2 separate regions of the Homo sapiens genome follow, and region 2 is linked to region 1. Evidence: chromatin loops called from intact Hi-C (ENCODE). Cell type or tissue: dorsolateral prefrontal cortex. All regions are shown on one strand.

Evidence for each region. Hi-C counts contacts between places; a loop is a spot of excess contacts. Peaks named below come from ENCODE experiments on the same cell type or tissue, not always from the same donor. Only the 100,000 strongest peaks of a DNase experiment are listed, where the experiment ranks them.
Region 2: a loop joins it to region 1, with 2.2 times the contacts of the local background. A loop is called at or near these places in 2 of 110 quality-filtered maps.

Annotation. Positions count from the first base shown.
Region 1 is chr3:135,137,761-135,145,760 of GRCh38, forward strand. All of the region lies in intron 5 of EPHB1 (EPH receptor B1), which reads left to right. It overlaps LOC102724019 (a long non-coding RNA gene), which reads right to left. Exons shown (of 3, transcript XR_427412.4): 3 at 2,062-2,645. Among named protein-coding and RNA genes, the nearest start is that of EPHB1, 350 kb to the left of the region's middle. In dorsolateral prefrontal cortex, no CTCF peak of the experiment used is centred here; no DNase peak of the experiment used is centred here; H3K4me3 peaks cover 648 bases; H3K27ac peaks cover 1,848 bases.
Region 2 is chr3:135,189,428-135,197,427 of GRCh38, forward strand. It overlaps EPHB1 (EPH receptor B1), which reads left to right. Exons shown (of 16, transcript NM_004441.5): 11 at 3,149-3,396. Among named protein-coding and RNA genes, the nearest start is that of EPHB1, 400 kb to the left of the region's middle. In dorsolateral prefrontal cortex, no CTCF peak of the experiment used is centred here; a DNase peak (open chromatin) is centred at 3,731; H3K27ac peaks cover 1,164 bases.

The DNA.
Region 1 (8,000 bases):
GCATCATTTCTGGGAATATGTCTTCAGCTAGAGAGCAATTTGCCGTATTTTTTCTCCCTAGACTGTTTCCTTCCAAGCCTTCACAGTTTCTTTGTTTGGGACTGATGTTATCTGTATCAGATACATAACAGATATTGGTTTCTCCAGTCTGTGCTGGGAGGGGTAGGCACCAGAAACGAAAGTAGCAAAGTCTGTATCCCAGTGAGCTAATGATGAGGTAGGAAGTGGAGCCCAGAACCTAGGTACCTGCCATTGGATGATTCTGATGCTCAGAGGAGCCTCTCTATCTTTCCTCATTGTGTATTTGAAGAAGCAACAATTTTCCCCTCACTTGCATGATCTTATCAGCACAATTTATATCTGACATTTATATTACATGCAGTTCATGTATGGCCTGCGTGCCACTTCCATGTGGAATACTATCCATCATGCCCACAACACAGACACAACCCATTATTTACTTTTCTTTTAAAAATGCTGCACTATTTCTGTTAATAGTTACAAGCCCCTATAGTTTGTCCATTTTTAAGGCACTTTTGAAGTTCTTAGACAGTTAAAATCACTCAGATACACTAATTTTCTTACAAAAGAATTACCTAGCCCATCAATTCCTCTGAATACATCACCTAATTTGCATTATTCCTTGGTTAAATATAGTATTTGCATGCATAAAGAATAATCTTTGAATATGAAAAGGAATTTTATGATATTGCAATATATTGAGCTCTTTGGAGGAAAGATATTATGTAAATCTCAAAATTAAATATTAAAACAATATTACACTGCTGCCTGTAAAAATGTGGAGTGTTAAGATCCATATGCTGAAGCCAGTTCATTTTTAAGGGCTGTGCTTATTGGAAATTAGCAGGCAAAATTTGCTCCAACACAGAGAAAAGATTGAGTGAGAACTTTAAAGACTAGAAGGACTTGAAAGAAAACTTTCATCGAAGTTAATAAAGAAAAGTTAAAAAAAACTTAAGCAAATAAAATTTTCACTGTTCTTAATTCAATTTCATAGTTTGTTTCATTGCTTTCTTCTCATTGTTAATTCTAGAAAATTTTGTTTTTATTGTTTCTTAAGCTCTGGCATTGGGAAGGAACTTCCAAGTGGCCTCAGAAAGGCCCTGGCCATTTGCAAACAATGATGTGTTCTCCGTTGAGCTCAGAGGGTCGGCAGATGGCACTGCCCCTGACCAATGTCCTGGCTTCTATCCTTGGCAACCTCGCAGTCCTCCACCAGATGGTGAGCTATGTGGAGAGTCACACTTTCTCACCTACCACCAGTTTCCTGAGAGAGCAGCCGCACAATGCCAGGCACAGAGAGCCTTGATAAATATTTGCCAGATGGCTTCAGTCCCCACAGATGAGCATTAGTATGTAAGTGTTTGGCTGGGGAGTGGTGATGAGAATGTGTCCTGGTGACCCACAGGTAACATCTTAATATCCCTCCCAGATTAGTCATGTAATCTGGAGTCTTCCTCCACTGTGGCTCCTTGCAGGAAAACTTAGGGAATGTTGCTTAGGATGATGCTACAAGCCCTGATCCACTCAGAGGAACACAGAAGAGACTCAACCACTCTCAAAGGGATTGGTTTGTTTGGGCATTTTAACTTTGGAAATGTATTCATTCACTTAACACATTCTTTATGACTGCTCACCAAGTACTGCTTGCAAGTACTGGCTCAAGGGTACTGCTTTTTAGGGGCTCCCATTTATTCGCCTACTCGTCAAATATTTTTCAAGGCCTTTCTGCATGCCATATACTGCTCTAGACACTGGGAACACAGCAGCAAACATAACAGACAAAAATCTGTGCCTTTGTGGAGCTTGCATTCTAGTCGACAGCACTCACTGAGACTGGGATCAGAGGCCCAGAAAAGTCACAAAGTAAGCAGGTGACTGATTGGGAAGTGACTTGATGGGGTGCAGGACCCTCAGCTGGGCTCTTGGTACCACCCTCTTCTGTGGTGCCCATTCTTACATTTCAAAAGTTAGGATGGAACCACGTGTCGTTGCCAGAGAGCATTTCAGTTTGTGGTGGATGTTGCTATACAGTGACAATGTGTTTGATGGGATATTTTATTGTTCAACAGACCAGTTTGAATGAACTCCTTGTGGATGGATATCACACGCTGGGACACACAGTGGTTGGGTATGGGAATTCTCCTTCCAGGTTGTGAGCAGTGGCTTGTGATGCTGCTAATAGCTCCAGAACAGCCTTCACTCTGCTAGGAGTACCAGAGTGCCCACAGGACTCAGGGACCTATTTGCTTGTTTACTCCATCTTGGTCCAGGCACTCCAAGTACATAGCTTCAGGAGTAAAAATGGCTACTGACAATGAGACTGGAGGAAATTTCTTACCCTGTAAGGATCTCATATCCACATGAGATTGTTATAACCCTTATTGGAGAGGGGACACCAGTTGGATTATTAGATAGTTGCTGTTCACCTTGTGAGCTATCCCATAAAGAGGCATCTCATAAAGAGGCAAAGAGGATGGGAGGGAGGAGGGTGCAGGTGATCCATCCTCCATGCTCCTGTGGCAAGTCAAGTCAACTCCATGAACTGACTGGCATCTCCAGGAGAGAACGCCCTGTATCCATCCTGTTGACTATTGTGTCCAGATAGGCGTCTAGTTGGGTACCTGAAATATAGAAAGCAATCAATAAACGTTCATTGAATGAACTAGTAACTTGTTAAATAAATACATGAATGAATGCTTCAGTCTTTCTTAAAGTAATCTCAGGCATCAGCAAATGGTGCAGCTTTAGCTGTCTCTGTGATCTTTCCTTTATCAGGCACCTTTGGGTGGGGAGCTGTGATTGCAGTTACCCCTTACATTCTCCCAGATGTTGGTAAGACCTCAGGCTTCCTGTGTGCACTGCACCCCCAAACCATAACCATGTTCTGTGAGAGTTGCTCTTCTATGACCTGGCCTGTCCTACCTCCCCCACTGGCAGGGTCCCAGCTGCTTGAGCAATTGCAGGGAGGGTGGTTGGGATGGCATCCCAGCACTGTTGTCTGTCCCCCTGCATGCCAGCCCCGCGCCTATCATTTTCACAGTACCATCCATGTTAAACAGGCAGGAGCACCAGGGGTTTCTGAATGCAGCAATTAACAAAACAGTAATCAAGCTAAGTGTTTAATTTCAGAAAATTAACATCTTCTCTGAGCGGATGTGAAAGATGGAGGAAAAAGGCACATTGAATGTTCTGGGTAAATAAAGGCAATGCTGGACCACAAATATTTTTCAGTGCAAGGTAAACTCTTTGCCAATCCCTCAGGCCTCGGGATCAGTTTCCTTCTGGTAGCCAAACTGCAGGAAAACCTTTGCTGTAGAATTGAGCCTTAGGATTTTAAAGCGTGTGCGCTTCTTTCCTTTCCTTTTTTTTTTTTTTTTTTTCTCTTTTTTGATGGAAGAGCAAACGCTTTCACCATTCAGAACAGCTTGGGGGAACAACAGCCCAGTCATGCCCCCTAAGAGCGCATCTGCCCTGTAGAAACGGTGACGTATGTTGCCCTTCTCTGAATTGTGCTTGTTAAAGGGACAATACAGTGATTTCTTGGATGTGCATTTGTTGTTTATGTGCTTAGGCTCTATTTCTCTTGGCAGACTGAGGGCTCCCAAGGGAAAAGGCCATGTCTTTCTCCTCCCAGTAAACCCTGCCCCTCAGCAATGTGTCCTCTGCTATAAGGTGTCCTGGCTGACCTTACACCATGTCACATGCTGGTGCTGCCTCCTAAACCAGCGGGCTGGTCTTTGTTTGCAGGAAGGGGCTTGCATGTAGGGAAGGAAGCTTGCTAGGAGGTGGGTGTGCAGGAGACTGGGTCCCTAGAAGGACAGTGAGGTCCTGCTACCATCTGTTTCATCATCTGATGGCCTGGATGGGAGTGAGTGCCTAGGATAGAGGATTGGGAGGGCAAGGAAAGTAGCTTTGTGTGAGGCATGCTATGAAGTTTGAGGCACAGACAGGCAGCCTTGAGACTGTGTGATGAGGTACCACCAGTAACCATGGAGGCAGGGCTCTCAGAGTGGCATTGAGCCTGGTGCTGCCTGAGGAAGCACTGAAAACCATGTTCCCACAGGACCACAGGTCCTCAGGGAGGGGCCTGGCCATCTGGCTTAATAAGCAGTGTTCCTTGAGGGGTCTTGAAGGCAGCTGACATGGAGAACAAAGAAAGCAAAGCAGGAGAATGAGAGTATAGTTTGCGAGTACAGAGGAGACCTCCCCAGGGGCTCCCAGAAGTATTCAGGGACTGCATCAACAGAAGACAGGTTCGATTCTGCACATGCATAATTTGTGGAGAGTTTGAGTACTCAAATCAGGATATTACTTATGCAGTTGGATATTCAGGCTTCTATTTTCTCTGGAAGGTGGGAAATAAGATTGGTTGCTGAGAGTGAAGGGGGAAGTATTGGGGTTGAAAGTTTGAGGAGAATGGAAAAGGCTTGGCAGTGCTATTGAAGAGAATGGGAAATGGAACTACCCAGGTAAATTCAATATTTCTGGAAAGTATTGAGAGCTCATTTGAAGTTGGTGATCACACGTTTAGAAAGCCACCTCTTTTTCCTCTTATGTGGCTTTCTCAGCAGTATATGGTTCCGGGACAGCAGGCCCTACAAGAAACAGATCACAAATATACCTCTGGTTGAGTTTTGACAGTCATATGCTCTGAAAAGATAAAGGCAACATATGCCTAAGGTTTTGAGGAGTATTGTGAATTATGTTATTGCAAAGATGGAGCCTAAGATGGATAATAATGGATATGAATAAAGGAGAAGGCAGATGCATTGGGTGGAAGTAAAGGCCAAGAGTGCCAGATGAAGCCAAAAAGAGTTGCAGTGGGCTCATCTGAGGTTGTGGTGAGGAAGCAGAATATTTAGACTTGTGATTTTGAAAATCGAGTGACTTTAGGCAAAGCAGAGTCTAAGTGTGCCATGGAAATTGGCAGGCATGGAAGAGTTGTAGAGGCCAGGGAACCGAGATTATATTGTTTAAGTGGACATTGAACTCACACACAGGAGGGCAAGGCTCAGGGTAGAGAGGAAGACAAAGACTGAAGCTCATGCCTCCGATGAATGGGGGCGTGACGGTGGGAGGGAGCATATGGTGGTCCCAAGACCTGGAGAGTGGTGGTCTAGCCAAATGGCATTTTTGCAAAGGGTGCAGGAGATGGCGAGTGATGGTGTGAAAGAGACAGTGGGGAGCAAGGATGACACACCCCACTTCCTGACCCTGAGGTGTGCTGGATGCAAAATCATAAACTGTCATCAGGTGAGAGGGCTGCAAGGCAAAGGTGTCCTCAAGGGACAGCTGCTCTTCCTTAATGCAGGCATGGAGTGAAGGCTCTGAGGGAAGGAGGTGGGTACAGGGGAGTTTCCTGATTTGTAAGTGGAGGGCCCAGGGTGGGGGTGGGCTCAGTAGTCAGTGGGAAAGTCAGAATCAAGAAGAGGCCCACAACTCCATGGGGCTGGTGATGTCCAGAAAGGGGCTAAAGAGTGGGCATGGCAGGATGGAAGCCCGCCTGTGCAGCCTGGTGGGCTGCTCTGAGGAGGAGGGGCTCTGGACCTTCAGGCCAGAAGACTCAGACCTCCAGGCCTGGAGGAGGATGGTCACAGTGACTGCAGGTGCAGCTCCCCTGCCCAGCGTTGGTGGCAGTGATGTCAGCCTTAGGGTGGTGGTGGTGGGTCCTCCAGCTGCATTAGGGGTTTGGCTGAATGTGTGGGGATGAGAGCCAGGTGTAACAGGGGCACACAACTTGCGGTGGGGTATCTCCTGTGGCCTCTCCACTGCTAGTGTTTGGAGTGGACTGCCGTTCATGATCAATCATTAAACAGACCAAAGCTGCCAGTGCTCTGCTCTTGTCCTACACCTGGGAAAGGCTGGCAGGCCTGAGGGGAGGCAGAGGCCAGTGACATGCCCCAGTTGACATGTGAGTACCAATGGTTGTGTCCTCAGCAGCCATCACAGTGCTTAGATGCCTGCCTGAAGAGTATCCTGCTCCACAGACACCTCCACAGCCTCCCATGGTTGCAGGGTCACAGAATGCAGGTTTGCTATAGTTTTCACATAAATGGCACATTCTAAGACATCTTTTGATTCCCCCAGCAGGGAGGAGGAGCTGTGGAAAACTGCCAGGTTGCAGTGACCCAGGAGGCAGAAGTGCCACCAGGAACACACTGCAGCCTGCCTCCTCCTCCAGGCACAGGGCTCTGCACACTTCCACCATAGGTGGGGACCCCTGATCTCCCTAAGTGCACAAGGGGTCCCAGAAGGCAGTGCCCATCCATTAGTGATGCTGATGTAACTCAATGTCCCCACCCCCATGCCTGGCCTCCTCAAGGCTCTGGAAATGCAGAGTGCATGAGTTGTGGGGAGGGAGCCCTACACTGATCTCAGGGAAAGGAGGCCCAGCTGTTTCTGGTTCTGCACTAACCTCTGGGGACTTGGGGAAGTCATTTTCCCCTCTCTTATCTTCATTGCTCTAATCTATAAATTGTAAGAGTTGACCAAAACTGAATGGCCTCAGATGCCCTGTCAAACTTTGACATTCTGATTTCTAGGTTTCCAGACAAGCAGTTCTCAAACTTGAGAATGTGTCAGACTCCTGTGAAAGACTTGTTAAAACACAGATTGCTGGGCCCACACCCAGAGTTTCTGATTCACTGAGTCTAGGATGTTGCTCTAGATTCTGCCTGTCTTACCAGTTCCCAGGTGAGGCTGATATGGGACTACATTTTGAGAACTTACAGGGTCAGATATATGATCCCAATAAAGAATGCCACCCCACCCTCAAACACATACACATCAAAGGTAACATCAGAAGTGAGGGCCTGTGCTATAAATCCACATTCCCAGATCAGCCACCAACCCTCAACCCCCACCTGTCACCCCCCACATTCCCCTTTGGCACGGAACCGAAACCCTTAGTGGATGGACCAGTGAAGGAGGAGCCTGTGACTCCCTGCCTTGGGGTGTGAGACTGAAGGCCAGGCATGAAGCCCTCACTTTTTATCCCATTCACATCTAAAATTCAGCCAGGATTCTACAACAGCACAGAGCAGAGCTACACACCCAAGGAAGTCCTCTGTCCCCAGGTGACTCCCAGGGTAAGGAGGAAGATAGGAAGGGAATGTCAGAGACATCTCAAGGCAAAGCCCAGAGTAAAAGCAAACAAGAAACCAATGTCCACAATAGAGGAAAACAATGAGAAGAATAATTAATTCTGCTTTTGTATTTATACCCAGTCTCCAAATTAATTGCTTATTTGTTTAATCTACTTTGACCAGAAGTGTTACTGCACCAAAAATATTTAATGAGTCAGGTCTTCTAATGTAAAATTCAAGCATATTTGGGCAATGAAATGAGTTTTCATCTACAGTGGGAGATCCAGCTATCTAAGCAGGACCTTTTCAGCAAAGTTACCTCCTAGAATAGAAATGTCAGAGGGAACACAGTTCATCTGTGTTGCAAATTGTTCTTCTTTGGTCATGAGTACTAGTGGGCTGGAAGTCTTTAGTTGACATTTAAATACAAACTTTGGTTTTTTGATATGGGAAGTGTTTCATATATTTAAAAAAAAGATGGCCAGCCAGCCCAATCCTTCATTCACAACCCCATCACTCATAGCTTCTAGGATCTCACAGAAGTCCCTCGAGGGGACTTCTGGAGACTGCTCAGCATTGTTTGGGTCTCTCTATAAACTTTTCAGAGTCTGGGTTGGGGAGATAGAAAATGGACTGGCTTCAAGGCCCTAGCAGCTCTGATTCACCCAGAGCAGCTCTGCATTGTTCTGTTTCACACTTTATACTTCAGGGAGAACTTTGTTTGGAGAAAGGATTTCATAGCTTTAAAAAATAGAAAACTGCCAATATTAGGGTAACGTTACAGCTGAACAATCCCAGTGAGATGGGGAGGGACCCAGCCTGCTAGGTGTCTTCATTTACACCACAGAGAAGAACTTCTATCTCTAATCCCTTGGGACTACCATATTCAGG
Region 2 (8,000 bases), 52 kb after region 1:
TGCATTTTCACAGGGCCGGATGTTCAGAAGGACATGCACTTGGTTTAATGCTCTGCTGTTACAGTATTGAAATGCTCAATAGTTTTTGAACAAGGAGTCCTGCACTTTTACTTTGCACCGTGCTCTGCAAATTATGTAACCAATCCTTTGGGCAGCTTTTAAATATGTCAATGTGCAGGCTGTATCCAAACCAATTCATCAGAATCTCTGAAGTGAGGCCCAGGCCTCTGGACTCTGTAAGTCTCTTCAGGTGATTCCATTGGGCAGCCAACTTTGAGAACCACTGAGGTAGAACAGAAGTTCTCAACTGGAGTCTTTTTGTGTGTTGTGGGGGACATCAAATTCACCTGGAGCACTTTTCCAAACTCCACACACTGATAGGTAGAAACTGATAAATACACTGATTTCCAAATATTCTGATGCCACCCAACTCCCAGGCAGGAGGCTTATGTGAAAGACATCTGCCTGTTAAACAGTATCACTTCTTTTGTTCTCACATGGATATTGAGTTGCTATGACAGTCACTATATATGACTTGTTGGGACCTGCACATTTGGGGCATGATGGTCCCTGAACTATAACTTCATATCTATGTAGCTTTATTCCCCATGTCCCTGCCAACTGAAACATAGCTATCTAGAGGCAGTATGGCAGGAAAAGATGGGTATGGACCACAGCCCTGGCTGTAACTCCCAGCTGTGTGATTGGGACATGTTTTCCTTGTGCCTCAGTTTCCTTATTATTTAAATGGCCATAGTAATACCTACCTCACAGGAGTGTTGTGAAGATTGAATAAGTCACACAAAGTGCCTAGCACAGTTCCTGGCACATAGTAGGTGGTTAATAAATACACATTTGTGTGCTGTCTCCTCCACAAAGAAATATTAACACACCTTTACCCTCAACTATCAACTCTGGCTTTTTTCTAAAAGAAAATAGAGCCCATTATTATGACAACAAGGAAGAAATACTAACCAATATTCTTCCATTAGTATACTTACCAAATATGTAATTTGTGTTCATTCAGCTCATAGTTATATATATATAGCATATATATGCTACGTATCTACATGCATACATATATGCTACATATATACATGCATACATATATCTAGACATATATACATACATCCACATATACACACACATATGTGACAGGTCTGTATTGTCTAGTACTTTTCTTTAAATTTTACTCATTTTAATTACTAAATAAGTTAAGCTATTGTAGTGTTTGTCTATAGAAGATGATGCTGCAGTAAATATATTTTTAACATACAAATTCAAATAGTGGTACTTCTATTTCTGGATAAAGCAGAGATAAGAATCTTCAGCAGTTTGTAACCCAAGAGTGAGCAAGGCAAAAGCCAAACATATAATAATAAATATGATACAACAACTTTTACTGGCATGTCTGCTATGTGCCAAGCACCACAGTGGAGTGGATGTGCAAGCTACAAACAGGAATGAGACTTGGTCTGACCTCCAGCAGTTCACCAAAAGAGTATATGATTCAATGTGAAAAGCAGTGTTGCAGCCAGGTGCAGTGGTGCACACCTGTGGTCCCATCTACTCAGGAGGCTGAGGCAAGATGATCGCTTAGCCCAGGAGCTCGAGTATAGCATGAGCAACATAGTGAGACCCTGTCTCAAAAAACAAAACAAAAAAAAAGGAGTGGAAGGGAGGAAGGAAGGAAGGGAGGGAGGGACAGAGGGAGAAAAAGGGAGGAAGGATGGAAGGAAGGAAAAAGAACAGCCCCCCCAAAACACATAGTGTTGTAAATGATATTTATCTGAGTATTAGGTCCATGTTGAAATCTTCCTAATGGTGCTTAACCAGCCTCTACTCCAGCCCCAGGTTCTATCAAGTTCTGTTGACTCTGGAGAAGTTTTGCATAACAGTCCTTTCACACAGCTTCCTTCCAATCTTTTTTGCAGCAAGAAAACAAAAGGAACTCCCAAATGAATCACAGGAGCAATGTTAACTTGTCTTTCTAATATGGCAAGTAATTTATCTGATTGCTCAGTTTGCTCCATCATTTTCTTCCAGAAGTGGAAAGTGAGAGAGAAAGTTTTCTCAGCAGAAAGCCATGTTTCTTCTGCTGCACTTACAAGTAGACACTGAACTGCTTCACATGAAAGAATTGGAAGTAACCAAGCCAAATTAAATTATAAAATAACTTTTGAAAGCATGTTAAACAGGATTCAACAGATTTTTTTTTTTTTTTAGGCAGCTATGAAATAATGTCACCATAATTGTTTCTACTCTTGGTGACTTTACTGTGAAAATGTTTCAACGCTGTGGCATGCATGGAGGTGTGCAGCTCATGCCTGTTTGGAGAAATAACTTGCTATTCAGCTGCCAAAAGTGCAGTTAGCTGACAGCCTCCAGCTGCAGCACCTTCAGGGTCGGCCCCGGCTTTCCTGCAGAGGCCCAGCTCTTCCCAGCAGCCCCCAGCCAATGACTGAGCATGGCAGGGATGTGAGGGCTGGGCTGCTTTTGCAATGGGAACTCTGCTCTGGCTCTCCCTTTGGGTTAGCTGGGATTTCATCAGGTCTGCATGGTGATCTTGGGCTGTCTCCGCCCAATCCTGCTTCCTCTCACTTTTGTCTTTCACAAGTGAACCTCTTCCCTTCCTAACTCCTCAGTGTCTGTTTTCTGGGGCACCCAATAAACACAAATGCTCTCCCAGCAGTGTAGGAACATAAACAGTATACATCTCATTCAGAGGGCCAAAGTACCTGAACATGTCTCCTATCCCCTGAATGTTCTTGCACCAGTATCTGCTAAAAATGAATCATGATCCTGCCAAAGTGAAACTGACCATTTCATTTCAATTATTCAGCTGGCACACAATGGAAAAATTAAGTGTGGGGAAAAACAAACTCACATATATTCTGAAATTCCACTTTAGTTACCCAAACTATTTCTAAGTACCAAGGTAAGGAATGTACTTTAGTAATCCTTTTGTGTTTGCCATGAACTGGTTACAGCCAAAACAATATAGTTACAATGAGAGAAGACTGTTTTAATTTCCGCCACTTTAATCACAATTCCACTTGGGGCACCATTGTTCTCCATTAGATGACTTCCCTCTTGAGTCCACAGACTGAGAAGGAAGAGGATATTAATGGCATTTTTGCTGTTGCAGGGGAGTTTGGAGAAGTGTACAAGGGGCGTTTGAAACTGCCAGGCAAGAGGGAAATCTACGTGGCCATCAAGACCCTGAAGGCAGGGTACTCGGAGAAGCAGCGTCGGGACTTTCTGAGTGAGGCGAGCATCATGGGCCAGTTCGACCATCCTAACATCATTCGCCTGGAGGGTGTGGTCACCAAGAGTCGGCCTGTCATGATCATCACAGAGTTCATGGAGAATGGTGCATTGGATTCTTTCCTCAGGGTAAGAGCAACTCAGGGGTTTGATGATGCACTTGGATGCAGGTGAATGATGGCTGGGGAGAGGGGTTCCATGAGCACAACCTACCAATCAGGAATCGCCTGATCCAGTGTGAATGGGCATTGGAGATGTTAGCAGAGATTTGTTGCTAAAAGAAGAGAACAAAACAGGGCTTGTGGGATCCTCAGGAGGAGGATGGCATGGAGTAGGGCGTTGACAAATGCTTATTGGATGAATAAAATGAATAGAGAGGGACAAAGAATGGCCATTGGCATCTGCATGAATCACAGAGATTGAAGAGACTTTTGGCTGCTGCACAGCCCTGTGTGATTCATGCAGACATCCGCGGCCATCTCTGCCTTTCATCAGCACAGCCACCCTCCCAGACTGCTCTCTGCATTTACAGGTTCAGAAGTAAAACAGGTTGCCATTTTCTGATGCCTGGGCCACCTGCCCTCTGAGGAGGCACTTCTGAGTAGGGAAGGGGAAGACTGCATCACAAGCATCCACGGGTATTTCTGTGATTGGCGAAGATTCCCAACCAACTTGCAGCAGAAGTGGGGAGTTGCTGAAGGCCTTTGGCTGGGAGACCTGTAAAAGATCATTGTCAGAATATGCCCAAAGTAGAGCCAGGCCCACAATGAAACCATTTTCATTTCTGTAGGGTATCACTGAGCACCTAGAGGAAGGGTGAATGAGAATGGCCATGATGCTGATATCTGGGGAGTGGAAGCTGATAGCTTCAGCCAGGAAGCAGAAGCTGAGAGCAGAGGGTCCAGTGGGCAGCATCAAAGAATGGGCAGAGCCTTCTGAGCAAGGACTTCAGAGTGATACCCAGTAGCTGGCTACACACATTACCAAAGCAACCAAACAATAGCTGTGGCTACAGATTAAAGGGTCAGTCATTGAAACATTGCTGGGATCACTGCTCTGGCCAGGCCCTATTCTGGATGCTGTGCCTATAGAGATAAAGGAAACCTTGCTCTAATGCTACGTAACAAATCATCCCCAAGACCTCAGTGGCTTAGCACAACAACAATTTATTTTGCTCATGAATCTGCAATTTGGGCCAGGTTTGGGAGGGACACCTCTGATCCATGTGGAGTCAGTTGCAGTAGCTCAAGGGCTGAGGCTTAGAATTGTCTGAAGCCTCTTTCATTCATATATTAGGTGGTCAGTGCCATCTTTCTAGGTGGCCTGCTTGGACTTCCTTAGAGCAAGCTGGGTCTCAAGAAAAAGCATCCCAAGAGAGGAATGAGGAATCTGTATTACTTTTGTGACCCAGCCTAGGAAGGCACATAGTGTCACTTCCAACGTAGTGACAGGCCCAGATACAAGGGGAGAAAACAGGCCCCACATTTTGATGAAGGGACATCAACTCAATGTCTTCTTAAACATGATAGATGGGAGATCTTGTTGTGTTCATCTTAGACAGTATAACCTGCCATCAATGTAGTCCCTACTCCTGCTAGTACCCAAAGCTTCTAGTAATCATTTGCCTATCTTATACTTTTTTTCCCCATAAGTTAAGTACAGATGTAGTAAGTGAAGAAGTTCTTAAATCTTCCTGGAGAATCTAGGGAAGGCTTCAAAGAGGAGGAAGAATTTATCTGAGATTAGAGAATGAGGAATTTGCCAGACAAGCGAGAAGCAGGTAGGTAGGCTGATGGAACAGCGAAACAGTGTATATGAAGGCCGAAGTAAATGTGGACCTATTTGGTAATTTATCAGCTGCTGCATGGTAGCTCCAGCACTCAGAAACAGAGCTTAGGGGCTGTAGTGTGGAAGGGTAGCTGGGGGACTTGTCTAGAAGCACACTACTGAAGCTACCTTTGTACAACAGGAACATGCTTTTTGCCCAGTCTGGGTCACTAGGAAGTAGTGGCTTTTGTTTTTCTGAGGGTGCAGGGGTGGAGAACAACTGATGTAGATTACTGAGCCCATGTACTTTCCCTAGGACAGCCTCCTTGAGGGTATGGGGTTATGCTTTGTATTTGGAAACTCCAATACCTAACACAGTGCACACCTGGTAAATGCTAGTTGACTAAAAGATTATTTCTCAAACAAAAATGCTAGGGAGTGGCACGAGAGCTCTAGTCATCCTGTGTGTACATTATCTCTCACTGTCCTTGCTGCCACACCTGTCATGTCAGTGCAATCATTGTCTATGCTTTCCTGGGGACATTCATTTATTATCAGAGATCTCATGAAGACAGTTGAATAAACAAAGTTGAATGAAGTTGAGTTGAATAAACAAAGTTGAATAAACTTGAATAAAAGGCAATGTGAGAAGGAAAAGCATTTTCTGGAACCACTGTCAAGACCCTTTTGGGAGTCATTTATTTCCTACCAGTCACCTGATTGTACTTCAGAGAGAGTCACTGCTTGATTTGGGGACTGTGATCACACTCCCCCGCTGGAGTGTGCAGGGGAACAGGGAGATTCATTCTCATGAGCCTGCGGAAAATCAAAACCCCACACTGCTGCTCTTCCTAGGGCCTGTTTTCTTTTTATTTATTTATTTATTTATTTATTTAAGTTTTAGGGTACATGTGCACATTGTGCAGGTTAGATACATATGTATACATGTGCCATGCTGGTGCACTGCACCCACTAACTCGTCATCTAGCATTAGGTATATCTCCCAATGCTATCCCTCCCCCATCTCCCCACCCCACCACAGTCCCCAGAGTGTGATATTCCCCTTCCTGTGTCCATGTGATCTCATTGTTCAATTCCCACCTATGAGTGAGAATATGCGGTGTTTGGTTTTTTGTTCTCCCGATAGTTTACTGAGAATGATGATTTCCAATTTCATCCATGTCCCTACAAAGGACATGAACTCATCATTTTTTATGGCTGCATAGTATTCCGTGGTGTATATGTGCCACATTTTCTTAATCCAGTCTATCATTGTTGGACATTTGGGTTGGTTCCAAGTCTTTGCTATTGTGAATAGTGCCACAATAAACATACGTGTGCGTGTGTCTTTATAGCAGCATGATTTATAGTCCTTTGGGTATATACCCAGTAATGGGATGGCTGGGTCAAATGGTATTTCCAGTTCTAGATCCCTGAGGAATCGCCACACTGACTTCCACAATGGTTGAACTAGTTTACAGTCCCACCAACAGTGTAAAAGTGTTCCTATTTCTCCACATCCTCTCCAGCACCTGTTGTTTCCTGACTTTTTAATGATTGCCATTCTAACTGGTGTGAGATGGTATCTCATAGTGGTTTTGATTTGCATTTCTCTGATGGCCAGTGATGATGAGCATTTTTTCATGTGTTTTTTGGCTGCATAAATGTCTTCTTTTGAGAAGTGTCTGTTCATGTCCTTCATCCACTTTTTGATGGGGTTGTTTGTTTTTTTCTTGTAAATTTGTTTGAGTTCATTGTAGATTCTGGATATTAGCCCTTTGTCAGATGAGTAGGTTGCGAAAATTTTCTCCCATTTTGTAGGTTGCCTAGGGCCTGTTTTCATTTGGGGCTCAGGTCACGGAGGCATGTTGGACACCAGCATTTCTCATGTTGATGAGCTGAGCTTGCAGGGGAAGAAAACCTGGGGGCATGAGAGGAGCACGGGAAAACAGAGGAGCAGGCATGGTAAGAAAGGAGTGGTGGGAGCAGGCAGTGCCAGGAGGAGAGGGGGAAATGAAGCGTTTCTGACTCCTCACACTGCATGGAGGCAGGTAATCTATAAATCTAATTTCAGCCTTACTACCGAACCCTGGAGCATAGCAACATTAATTGACATATCTGCTGCTTGATAAAATCGAAAAATAGGTCATCAGTTCAGTTCTACAGGGTCCATCTTCTGGGAAGTAGGATAATTTTAGGATCACTACTCAGAGAAGAAAGGAAAAGGATTAGTCTTCAATTTCTGGAACTGTTTCCTCCCCTCCAACTTCTCCTTTCCCACTGGTCATAGCGTCTTTGGAGAGTGGCTACGGTTCTAGCCCTGAATCAGCATCTGAGAGATACCATTATGCTTCAACCACACATTCAGTAGATGGTTCATTATTATCAATTTTCTAAAAATTATTGTGCCATGGATTATATAGCATACAAATCCATAATTAAATTTTTCCTTCTTGATACTCAAATTCAAGGGATTCAACCTGGTGGCTCTTCCGTAATATTAGAAACAATTCGGCTGGGCGCGGTGGCTCACGCCTGTAATCCCAGCTCTCAGGGAGGAAAGAGGCTGGAGGATAGCTTGAGCCCAGGAGTTTGAGACCTGCCTGGGCCATATAGCGAGACCCCGTTCTCCAGAAAAAGGAAAAAAAAAAAAAAGACAAAAAAAATAATAATAAGCGAAACAATTCCTGAAGCTGTGACCAGTATCCCATGGTTTAGTTAACATGGTTCTTGACATGCGCCATAAGGCCTTCTTGCCTAAAGCTTGGCTTTGTGGTTGCTGCTGGTTCTTTCACAGATAATCATAACTGGAAGACTCTTGAAAGTCGCTGAGTAATGTCAAACGGGGACATTTCTCATCAGAGAAGCTCATTCATGGGCTGCAGCTAGAAGATAGCAACCCAGAAGTCAGGAAGAGAACACCAGATTGGAAGTCCTGAGACCAAGGTTCTGCTTTGGCTTCTGCT